Regions from separate parts of the Homo sapiens genome. Here region 2 is linked to region 1. The links are chromatin contacts, found by Hi-C or POLR2A ChIA-PET in ENCODE. All regions are on one chromosome and are shown on one strand. Each heading gives the region's core, a stretch centred on a gene start or an enhancer-like site at or near the end of the contact. The rest is flanking DNA. Distances are from core to core; before and after follow the strand shown.

The links. A loop is a pair of places that touch in the nucleus more often than their neighbours do. ChIA-PET counts read pairs that join two places held with the same protein, here RNA polymerase II (POLR2A). Pooled maps may share reads with other maps.
Region 2: a map of chondrocyte shows a loop between it and region 1 (2.1-fold over the local background). The contact joins two enhancer-like sites. A Hi-C loop is called at or near these places in 5 of 168 maps with a recorded cell type or tissue (Right ventricle myocardium inferior, chondrocyte, endothelial cell of hepatic sinusoid and 2 more), 1 of 37 single-sample maps with no recorded cell type and 1 of 50 pooled maps. POLR2A ChIA-PET finds 5 or more read pairs at or near these places in 4 of 52 experiments (A673, MCF 10A, activated naive CD8-positive, alpha-beta T cell and 1 more).

What each region holds. Positions count from the first base shown.
Region 1 is chr3:27,557,485-27,562,204 of GRCh38, forward strand. No RefSeq gene overlaps it. Among named protein-coding and RNA genes, the nearest start is that of SLC4A7, 75 kb to the left of the region's middle. Within about 2 kb of position 2,512, at least 5 of the 41 ENCODE cell types and tissues checked have a DNase peak (open chromatin) inside an H3K27ac peak, as active enhancers do.
Region 2 is chr3:27,663,508-27,668,327 of GRCh38, forward strand. No RefSeq gene overlaps it. Among named protein-coding and RNA genes, the nearest start is that of LINC02084, 47 kb to the right of the region's middle. RefSeq lists a silencer at 3,348-3,397. Within about 2 kb of position 3,432, at least 3 of the 41 ENCODE cell types and tissues checked have a DNase peak (open chromatin) inside an H3K27ac peak, as active enhancers do.

The DNA.
Region 1 (4,720 bases), core at 1,262-3,761:
CTTCTACATGTGGCCTCCAAAGCTACTAGAGAATGGGAAATAGTGGGAGATCACACATGGGAGCTTTTTATGGGCCAGGCCTGGAAATGGCTCACATCACTTTTGCTCATGTCCTTTGGCCAAAACCCAATCTCAGCAAGGAAGGCCAAGATGTAATTCAACTGTTTTCCCAGATCCACAGCCTTGGGAAAGTAGAACTGAGAACTTTGTCTTTTAGTACTTTAGTTTATCAGGCCTCCGTGAAGTCCCTTCTGCTGAGGAGGCCATGCTGAGCAGTCTCTGGAAGTTTTTTATTTTCCTTCCCATGTGATCCTTTTGCTTCTCTGAGCTCCCAGAACTCCTCTTTCTTTATTCCTCCTACTTTTCAAACCTTTCTCAGAGGCTGTTTTAAGATATATAATGTTATCTTCTTATTTTCTGTAACTTTTCACTTGTGTATTTCTCCCTGACATGAAACATAAACTCTTTAAAAGCAGAATTGTATCTACTATTGCAATACTGTGAGATACATTTCCTCTAGTCACCTTAATCAACCCTCCACTTCATCCAAAGAAATTAAATTCTGCCAAAATTGATGGAGGCTTATTATGTACAAGGTGCTATGCTTGGTGCCATTGGAAGAAGCAAAGAGGAATTAGGAATGGGTCTTTAAAAGCTTGTAAAAAAAAAAGGCTATACGTGAAAGTACAATCAAGAATGTAGAAATACACTGATAAGAAAATATAGTTGGAAGAGGCTGATTCTGAATTGACGGAAAGGGGACTGGAAAAGTTTTCACTGAAGAAATTATAAACATGATAGAAGTAGCTAGCAGTTGTCGAACTTTTCCTATAAGCCAGGCACTGTATTGGAGTGTTTTATATATGTCACACCATGTCATTCTCATAACAATCTTATGAGAGGGCACTGTCATTGTTCCCATTAACCAAATAAGAACAAACATGGGGAGAATTTGCTATAAAGGACGTTTCTGGGTCAATTGGTGAGATGTCAATATGGACTGTAGATTAGATAGATAATCGTATTATTGTATGAATGCTAAATCTCTTGATTTTGATCATTATTTTCTGGTTATATAAGGAATGTCCTTGTTTTTTTTTTTTTTGAGAAGGAGTCTCGCTTTGTTGCCCAGGCTGGAGTGCAGTGGTGTGATCTTGGCTTACTGCAACCTCTGCCTCCCAGGTTCAAGCAATTCTCTGCCTCATCCTCCCAAGTAGCTGGGATTACAGGCGCTCGCCACCACGCCCAGCTAATTTTTGTAATTTTAGTAGAGACTGGGTTTCACCATCTTGGCCAGGCTGGTCTTGAACTCCTGACCTTGTGATCCACCTGCCTCAGCCTCCCAAAGTGCTGGGATTACAGGCATGAGCCATTGCACTTGGCCAGGAATGTCCTTGGTTTTTTTTTTTTTTTTTGGAGGTGGAGTTTCACTCCTGTTGCCCAGCAACCTCTGCCTCCCGGGTTCAAGCCATTCTCCTGCCTCAGCCTCCCGAGTAGCTGGGATTACAGGCATGTGCCACCATGTCCGGCTAATTTTGTATTTTTAGTAGAGACGGGGTTTCTCCATGTTGGTCAGGCTGGTCTTGAACTCCTGACCTCAGGTGATCTGCCTGCCTCGGCCTCCCAAAGTGCTGGCATTACAGGCGTGAGCCACCTTACCCAGCCGAATGTCCTTGTTAATAGGAAATTTACTCTGAAGTATTTAGGAATAAAGGGGCATGATGTCATAAATTTCCTCTCAAATACTTCAGAAAACTGTAATAATTAGATGTGTGTGCATTCATGTGTATGGAGAGAGAGAGAGAGAAGGAAAGAATGATAAAACAAATGCAGCAAAATGTTAACAATTGGTGACATATGGCAGGTTGGGCTGCTATAACAGAATACCACGGACTAGGTGGCTTACACAACAGAAGTCTATTTTTTTTATAGTTCTGGAGGATGGAGGTCCAAGATCAAGGTACAGCATGATCAGGTTCTAATAAGAACTCTCTTCCTGGCTTACAGATGGCTGTCTTCTTACTGTGTTCTCACATGGCAGGGGGGTAGCAAGTTCTCTGGTGCCTCTTCTTCTAAGGGCACTAATTCCATTATGAGACCCAACTCTCATGACCTCATCTAAACCAAATCACCTCCTAAAGGCACCAGGCTAAATACCATCACACTGAGGGTTGGGGCTTTAACATATGAATTGTGGGGAGACACCATTCAGTCCATAGCAGTGAGTGATGGGTATAGTGGAAATTTTGTACTATTTTTGCTACTTCCTGTAAGTTTAGAATTATTTAAAAATAAGAAGGTAAAAGAAAAAAGAAAAAACATTGGCATAAAGTGTTTTACCCAGGTCACGCAGCTGGTGAGTGGTAGGAAATGGTCTTTTCCTATGTTCTTTAGAACCCACTCTCTTAGATGCTGCACGGACACAGATGCTTTGTGACTTCTCATATCCTCTGGCATGGTCCACCTCCTCAATCATACCGCAGCTGAGGACAAACTAGGCCCTCCCCCTTGGCTAGTGCTCTGCAGCTGGATCAAGCAGACGCTCTTCCAGAATGTCTGGCTTCTCCCACTGCTTCCGGATTTGGATGAAATGCTGTGCTGCAGGGCATAGGATCAGATAGGCAAAAGGAAAGAATGATGCAAGCAGGAATGCAAGGTAGTTTCTGCCTGCAGAGCAAACTTTCGCCAATTAGGGCCGTGTGCAGTGGCTCATGCCTGTTATTCCAGCACTTTGGGAGGCCAAGGTGGGCGGATCACCTGAGGTCAGAAGTTCCAGACCAGACTGGCCAACGTGGCTCTACTAAAAATACAAAAATTAGCTGGGCGTAGTGGTGGGCGCCTGTAATCCCAGCTACTCCGGAGGCTGAGGCAGGAGAATTGTTTGAACTCTGGGAGGCAGAGGTTGCAGTGATCCGAGATCGCGCCATTACACTCCAGCCTGGGTGACAAGGTGAGACTCTGTCTCAAATAAAACAAAACAAAACCGCAACAACAAAAAACACACTTTGGCCAACTGGAAGCGGGAGACAGGGTTTCGTCTACCTTCCTCTCTTCCACGGACAACCTCAATGTGAGAGAAGTTCTGTGTGCTGAGCACGCACCCGCACAACAGAGTAAAACATTACTTTATATTGCAATTTTATATTATTATTGCACTTTATATATTACCTTAATATAGTATTATAATATTATAATTATATAACATTAATATATATTAATATATAATATATACATTATATTATTGCACTTTATATTGCACTTTATATATTACTTTATATTGTGCAATATATTACTTTATATTGTACAACAGAGTAAAACATTACTTTATATTGCTCCACATCTTTTCTTGCCCCACTTCCCCTTTTCCCCATCCCAGCTGCTGTGGGTTTGCACTTCTCAAAGGAAGCATTAGCACTTTAATCCCTGCCTTGGGCTCTGTTTTCTAGAGTACTAGGGCTAATTAGAGAAAAAAAAAAAAAAAAAAAAAAAGGGCCGGGCACGGTGGCTCCTGCCTGTAATCCCAGCACTTTGGGAGGCCGAGGGGAGGCGGGCGGATCACGAGGTCAGGAGATCGAGACCATCCTCGCTAACATGGTGAAACACCATCTCTACCAAAAACACAAAAAATTAGCCGGGCGTGGTGGCAGGCGCCTGTAGTCCCAGCTATTCAGGAGGCTGAGGCAGGAGAATGGCGTGAACCTGGGAGGCGGAGCTTGCAGTGAGCTGAGATTGGGCCACTGCACTCCAGCCTGGGTGACAGAGCAAGACTCTGTCTCAAAAAAAAAAAAAAAAAAAAAAAAGGCCGAGCACGGAGGCTCACGCCTGTAATCCCAGCGCTTTGGGAGGCCGAGGTAGATGGATCACCAGGTCAGGAGATCGAGACCATCATGGCCAACATGGTGAAACCCCGTCTCTACTAAAAATATGAAAATTAGCCGGATGTTGTGGTGCGTGCCTGTAGTCCCACATATTCAGGAGGCTGAGGTACGAGAATCAGTTGAACCCAGGAGGCGGAGGTTGCAGTGAGAATTGCACTCCAGCCTGATGACAGAGTGAGACACTCCGTCTCAAAAAAAAAAAAAAAGAAAAGACTATGCTGTACTGCCCCTAATTTGAGCTGAGTCCTAAAGACAGGTAATATTTTGACAGCCAGAAATTTGAGAGAAAGGCAATACAAAAAGAAGGAATGGCTTTATTTATTTTTGAGACAGCATCTCGCTTTGTCATCCAGGCTGGAGTACAGTGGCATGATCATGGCTCATCACAGCCTCACACTCCTGAGCTTAAGCAATCCTCCCACTTCAGCCTCTTGAGTAGCTGGGACTACAAGCGGGTGCCACCATGCCCAGATGATTTTTTAATTTTTAAAATTTTTTTGTAGAGACAAAATTTGCTATGTTGCCTAGACTGGTCTCGAACTCCTGGCCTCAAGAGAGCTTCCTGCCTTGGCCTTCCAAAATGCTGGGATAACAGGCATGAGCCACAGCCAGGCCAAGAAATAGGAGTGGTCTTAGGTAAAGCATGAGGGATAACAGTAAATGGCTTGCTGAGGCTGTAGTATGGGGCAGGCGGGTGGTAATGGGATACAGGGAATGAATTGAGATGCAATAAGGTTGGGCACGGTGGCTCATGCCTGTAATCCCAGCACTTTGAGAGGCCAAGGCGGGAGGATCACCTGAGGTTGGGAGTTCAAGACAAGTCTGACCAACATGGTGAAACC
Region 2 (4,820 bases), core at 2,182-4,681, 110 kb after region 1:
CCCATCTCTACTAAAAATAATACAAAAATTAGCCAGGCATGGTGGCACATGCCTGTAATCCCAGCTACTGAAGAGGCTGAGGGAGGAGAATCGCTTGAACCCGGGAGGCGGAAGTTGCAGTGAGCCGAGATCGCACCATTGCACCCAGCCTGGGCGACAGAGCAAGACTCTGCCTCAAAAAAAAAAAAGGAAAAAAGGGAACCCCCAACCCCCAAATGCATCTCTCTGTAGCCTATAAAATAGATGCCATAAAGTTCTGAGCTGCCGGTGAACCCACTGTCTGCTGGAGGTAACGACTGGAAATGACAAGGCTTTCATATGTCCTTTCCTTAAAACAAGAAGGTCTGACATCTGCAAAAGAGAGTCCTACCAATAAATATATAAATAAAAAGAATTCTGTTGTTTTTTTCTGGTGCCATAAACCCTTCATGGACACTGGAAACAATTTTTGACAATGTACTAATTTCACAGGAATGAGATTATGGAGGATGTGTGATTTTCCCTCCATTTTCCCAGAATTGCGACTCAAGGGTCATCTCTAAGAACAAAACCAATGGCAGCCCAGAATCTGCCTCCTAGGATCTGCAGAGGCTGGGCCCAGCTGCCTCACCACAGGGCTTCATGAGAAGGGCCGGGCTCGTCAAAGGGCCAGCAAAATGTTCTCCACCCTCCCACACACCCTAGTCCACACGAGAGGGGCCTGAGGAGAGGCACCTTTGGAGGAGGGGACATGATGCATTTGTGAAGTTATTTTGCCTCCTCTTTTCACAACTCAAAACCCAAGTGTGGGAGGGCATCAGAGAATCACCCTGATGTTTGGGGCCCACTGACATCGTGTTCTCTTCATAGCCACCAGGCACTCAGGCCTGCTGGTGTGCTGTGTTAAAAGAAAAACTTCAGCCGAATTAAATTTACTGGAGTTTAATTGAGCAATGAACGATTTGTGAATTGGGCGGCCCCCAGAATCACAGCAGATTCAGAGAGACTCCAGGGGTGCCTTGTGGTCAGGATAAATTTATAGACGAGAAAAGGGATGAGGAACACACGTCCAAGTGAAGAAGAGATGGCCAGGGCCAGAAGATGATTCTGTGTTACGGCCATGTCTAAGACCACAACGGCATGGGCAGAGGATGCTGCCATAAGCTGGAATGCGGCCAGACAAAGTGGCTGAATTTTCAAAGGGGTCACTCATGGAGAACTGCTTGGGGTGGCCTCTTGTCATCTTGGCCTATGGGAACTTACAGATAAGAGCTAGGTCAGGGGATTACAACTCTGCCTTGGGCAATTGCCATTCTGCCATGTCCCATTCACCGTTGGCTCCCGGCCAGTAGATTCTCAAGTCTAGTATATGGAAGATGGTAAGGAGTCAAGATGGTTGAGGAGAAGGAATCATTTGAACAAGAAACGAGACTGAAGTGTTAAATGAACAAGACTGGCCTGGCGTGGTGGCTCTCACCTGTAATCCCAGCACTTTGGAGGCCAAGGCAGGCAGATCACCTGAGGTCAGGAGTTCAAGACCAGACTGGCCAATATGGTGACACCCCATCTGTACTAAAACTACAAAAATTAGCTGGGCGTGGTGGCGGGTGACTGTAATCCCAGCTACTTGGGAGGCTGAGGCTGGAGAATCGCTTGAACCCACGAGGCGGAGGTTGCAGTGAGTGGAGACTGCGCCATTGCACTCCAGCCTGGGTGATGGAGCGAAACTCCATCTCAAAAAAATAAAGTAAAATAAAAATAAACAAATGAACAGGACTGAGTTTTAAAACCAAATGAGTCATTTTTCAAATGAAAGGAAAGGCTATATTGTTAGATGAGGACTCAACCTGGCGGAGTCAGTGGAAATTATGGGGCAAATATGTTATTATAAGATTCTTCAACATACCAGGTACATTCTGGTTCCAATCTCATTTACCAAAAGGATAGATGATAATTTCTAATAAAATCACAGCCCCGCCAGGCACAGTAGCTCATGCCTGTAATCCCAGCACTTTGGAAGGCTGAGACGGGAGGATCACTTGAGTCCAGGAGTTCGAGACTAGCCTGGGGAACAAAGCAACACTTTGTCTCCAATACAATTTTAAAGTTAGCTGTGTGTGGTGGTGTGGCTGCAGTCCCAGCTACTCAGGAGGCTGAAGTGAGAGGATTGCTTGAACCCAGGAGGTCAAGGCTGCAGTGAGCTGAGATCATGCCACTGCATTCCAGCCTGGGTGACAGATTAAGACCCTGTCTCAAAAAAAAAAAAAAAAATTCACAGGTCCAAAATGGCTAAAAAAAGGTATATTGTAATATTCCTAATAAAATATTACATTTTATTGTATTTTTATTACATATTTTATTACATGCTTGTAATAAAATATATTGTAATAAGACCTGCTGAATAAGGAAAATAGTATTTGGGGCCGGGCACGGTGGCTCACGCCTGTCATCCCAGCACTTTGGGAGGCCAAGGTGGGCAGATCACCTGAAGTCAGGAGTTCGAGACCAGCCTGGCCAACATGGTGACACCCAGTCTCTACTAAAATATACAAAAAAATTAGCCAGGCGTGGTGGCGTGCACCTATAATTCTAGCTACTTAGGGGGCTGAGGCAGGAGAATCGCTTGAAGCCGGGAGGCGGAGGTTGCAGTGAGCCGAGATCATGCCACTGCACTCCAGCCTGGGCAACAGAGAGAGACTCTGTCTCAAAAAATAAAATAAAATAAATATAAAAAACCAGGAAAAAAAAGAAAAAAGGAAACTAGTATTTGGAACATAATATGTAGCTCAGAACTTCCAGCAATTATATGATGTCCACTGTCCATTAGTAGAAAAAATAAGCCACAGTTCATGAAGAAACAGAAGCTTTTCCTGGTACTGAGTTCTCAGAATCTATCACTAGACTCTTACTTATTGTAATGAAGTCTCCCACAGCTGTTTTTACAGGAAATGCAAACTTGTCTCCCATGTGACTTTGGCGAAAGACCCAGTAAACAACAACAGTCCTGAAAGCACAAAGCTACAGGAATAAGTCCTCCCAGCCCTATCCTCTACTCAAGGTCTGAATGCAACACACCTGTGGCTTGTTTCTGGCTCAACAATAATCTTTTCCTCACAAAGCAGCTCTTAAGCACTAAGCAGGGCTTCCTGTCACTAATCCCCAAAACATTTCTATGGGATAAAAACAGGAGACCAAGGGTAGACTCCTGCTAATTTAGAAACATTTTAAAAGATGGCTTGGGTTCAGTCTGCTCATTCCTCCCTGCCTCTACCACCACAAACCTAAAGAAAACAAAATTCCTACAGAAAAGCAAACTGTAAAACTCACAACCGCAGCATGAAATGAGGAAGCAATGGGGTGCAGCACAAACTGTAATGTGGAAATGCTACACAGCGTCTCTCTGCTGCCTCCCACCAGCCAGGGCCGGGCTGGGAGCCAGGTCTGAGAAATAGTAGCACATGCTGCCACTCTTTTTGTGGATGGTTGCCATGGCAACCTGCCTCTGTTCAAATGCTGAGCATCTTTCAGCAGTCTCATCCTTATGCTCTTCTGGCCTGGAAGGGAAGTATTAGAAAGAAGGTAGTATGGGGGGGTTGGGGGAATACCAATGAGGGTATATGAAACAAATAGATTGTTGGAGGATCAGGTAAGATGCCTCCCGTTATACTGGAAGTCTCAAGAAAGGGGTGGAAGATGGGTGGGCTCTCGATGTAGGTCCCACCCTATTTTCTGCAGCAATTTCAGTCATTCATTCATTTACCCACTTGCTCATTCTTACATTAAACTAATTTTATGGAGCACCAATCATACTCCAGGCATTATACTGGGCATTGGAGGTTTAATGATGAAAAAGATACCATCCCCCCCCCCCCCACAGGGAGCTCACAGTTCACATGGGAGATAGGAGATACACACACACACATGCGTGCACACACACACACTCAATTAATCATGATATAATGTTATAAGTGCAGAAATAGACATACATAAAAAATATTACAGACTTGAAAAACCAAGTGCAATTAATTCTTAGAGTTGAGTGTAAGGAGCTGATAAGAGAAAACTGCATAGAAAGGTTAATACTTGAGTAGGGTCTTGAAGGAGTTTGTTAAATGGAAAAAAAAATTGTCCAGACAGGGCACAACACAAACACTTGTGGTATGTTCCACATGGGATGTATCAAACAACCACCAATAATAACAGCACTTGCAGAGTGCTCAGCTACTGTTCTGTGTGCTTTATATGTATTATCTCAGCTAACCCTCACAGTGACTCTGTAGAGGAGGTATTGCTGTGCCATTTTACAGAGGCACAGATAAGTAAAATAACTTGCCTAAAGTTACACTGGTATTTGATATTGGGTGGGAGAACCAGGCTTCTGGCTCCAAAGTTCATGTGCTTAATCTCAGCCTTATGCTTATCCCATTGTTCTGGGAAGGCAAGGTCACAGGATATACATGGGGAAAGAGGAGAAACAACAGTTGAGACTGCTGGGAAACAAAGATGAGGGGTAAATTATCATGCCCTCAAATGCCATTTTAAAAAATCTGAAATTTGTGTTTTGGTCATGAGAAGCCATGATGGTGTTACAATGAAAATGGTATTATTATGGTGATTCTGGAATTCACGTGTAGGATAGAATGGAGGAGAAACAGACTGACGATTTCAACAGCAGGAACAGGAAGAGAAAGGAAGGGGAAGATCGCATGTAGTTTAAAACAAGGCAAGGCCCGTGTCATTTGGTTCATCACAGAGCCTGGTATACCACAGGCATTCAATAAATATTGGTTAAATAAATGTTTCAAAGTTGTCTTATTTGGCTTTACCTGAAAGCAAATTCT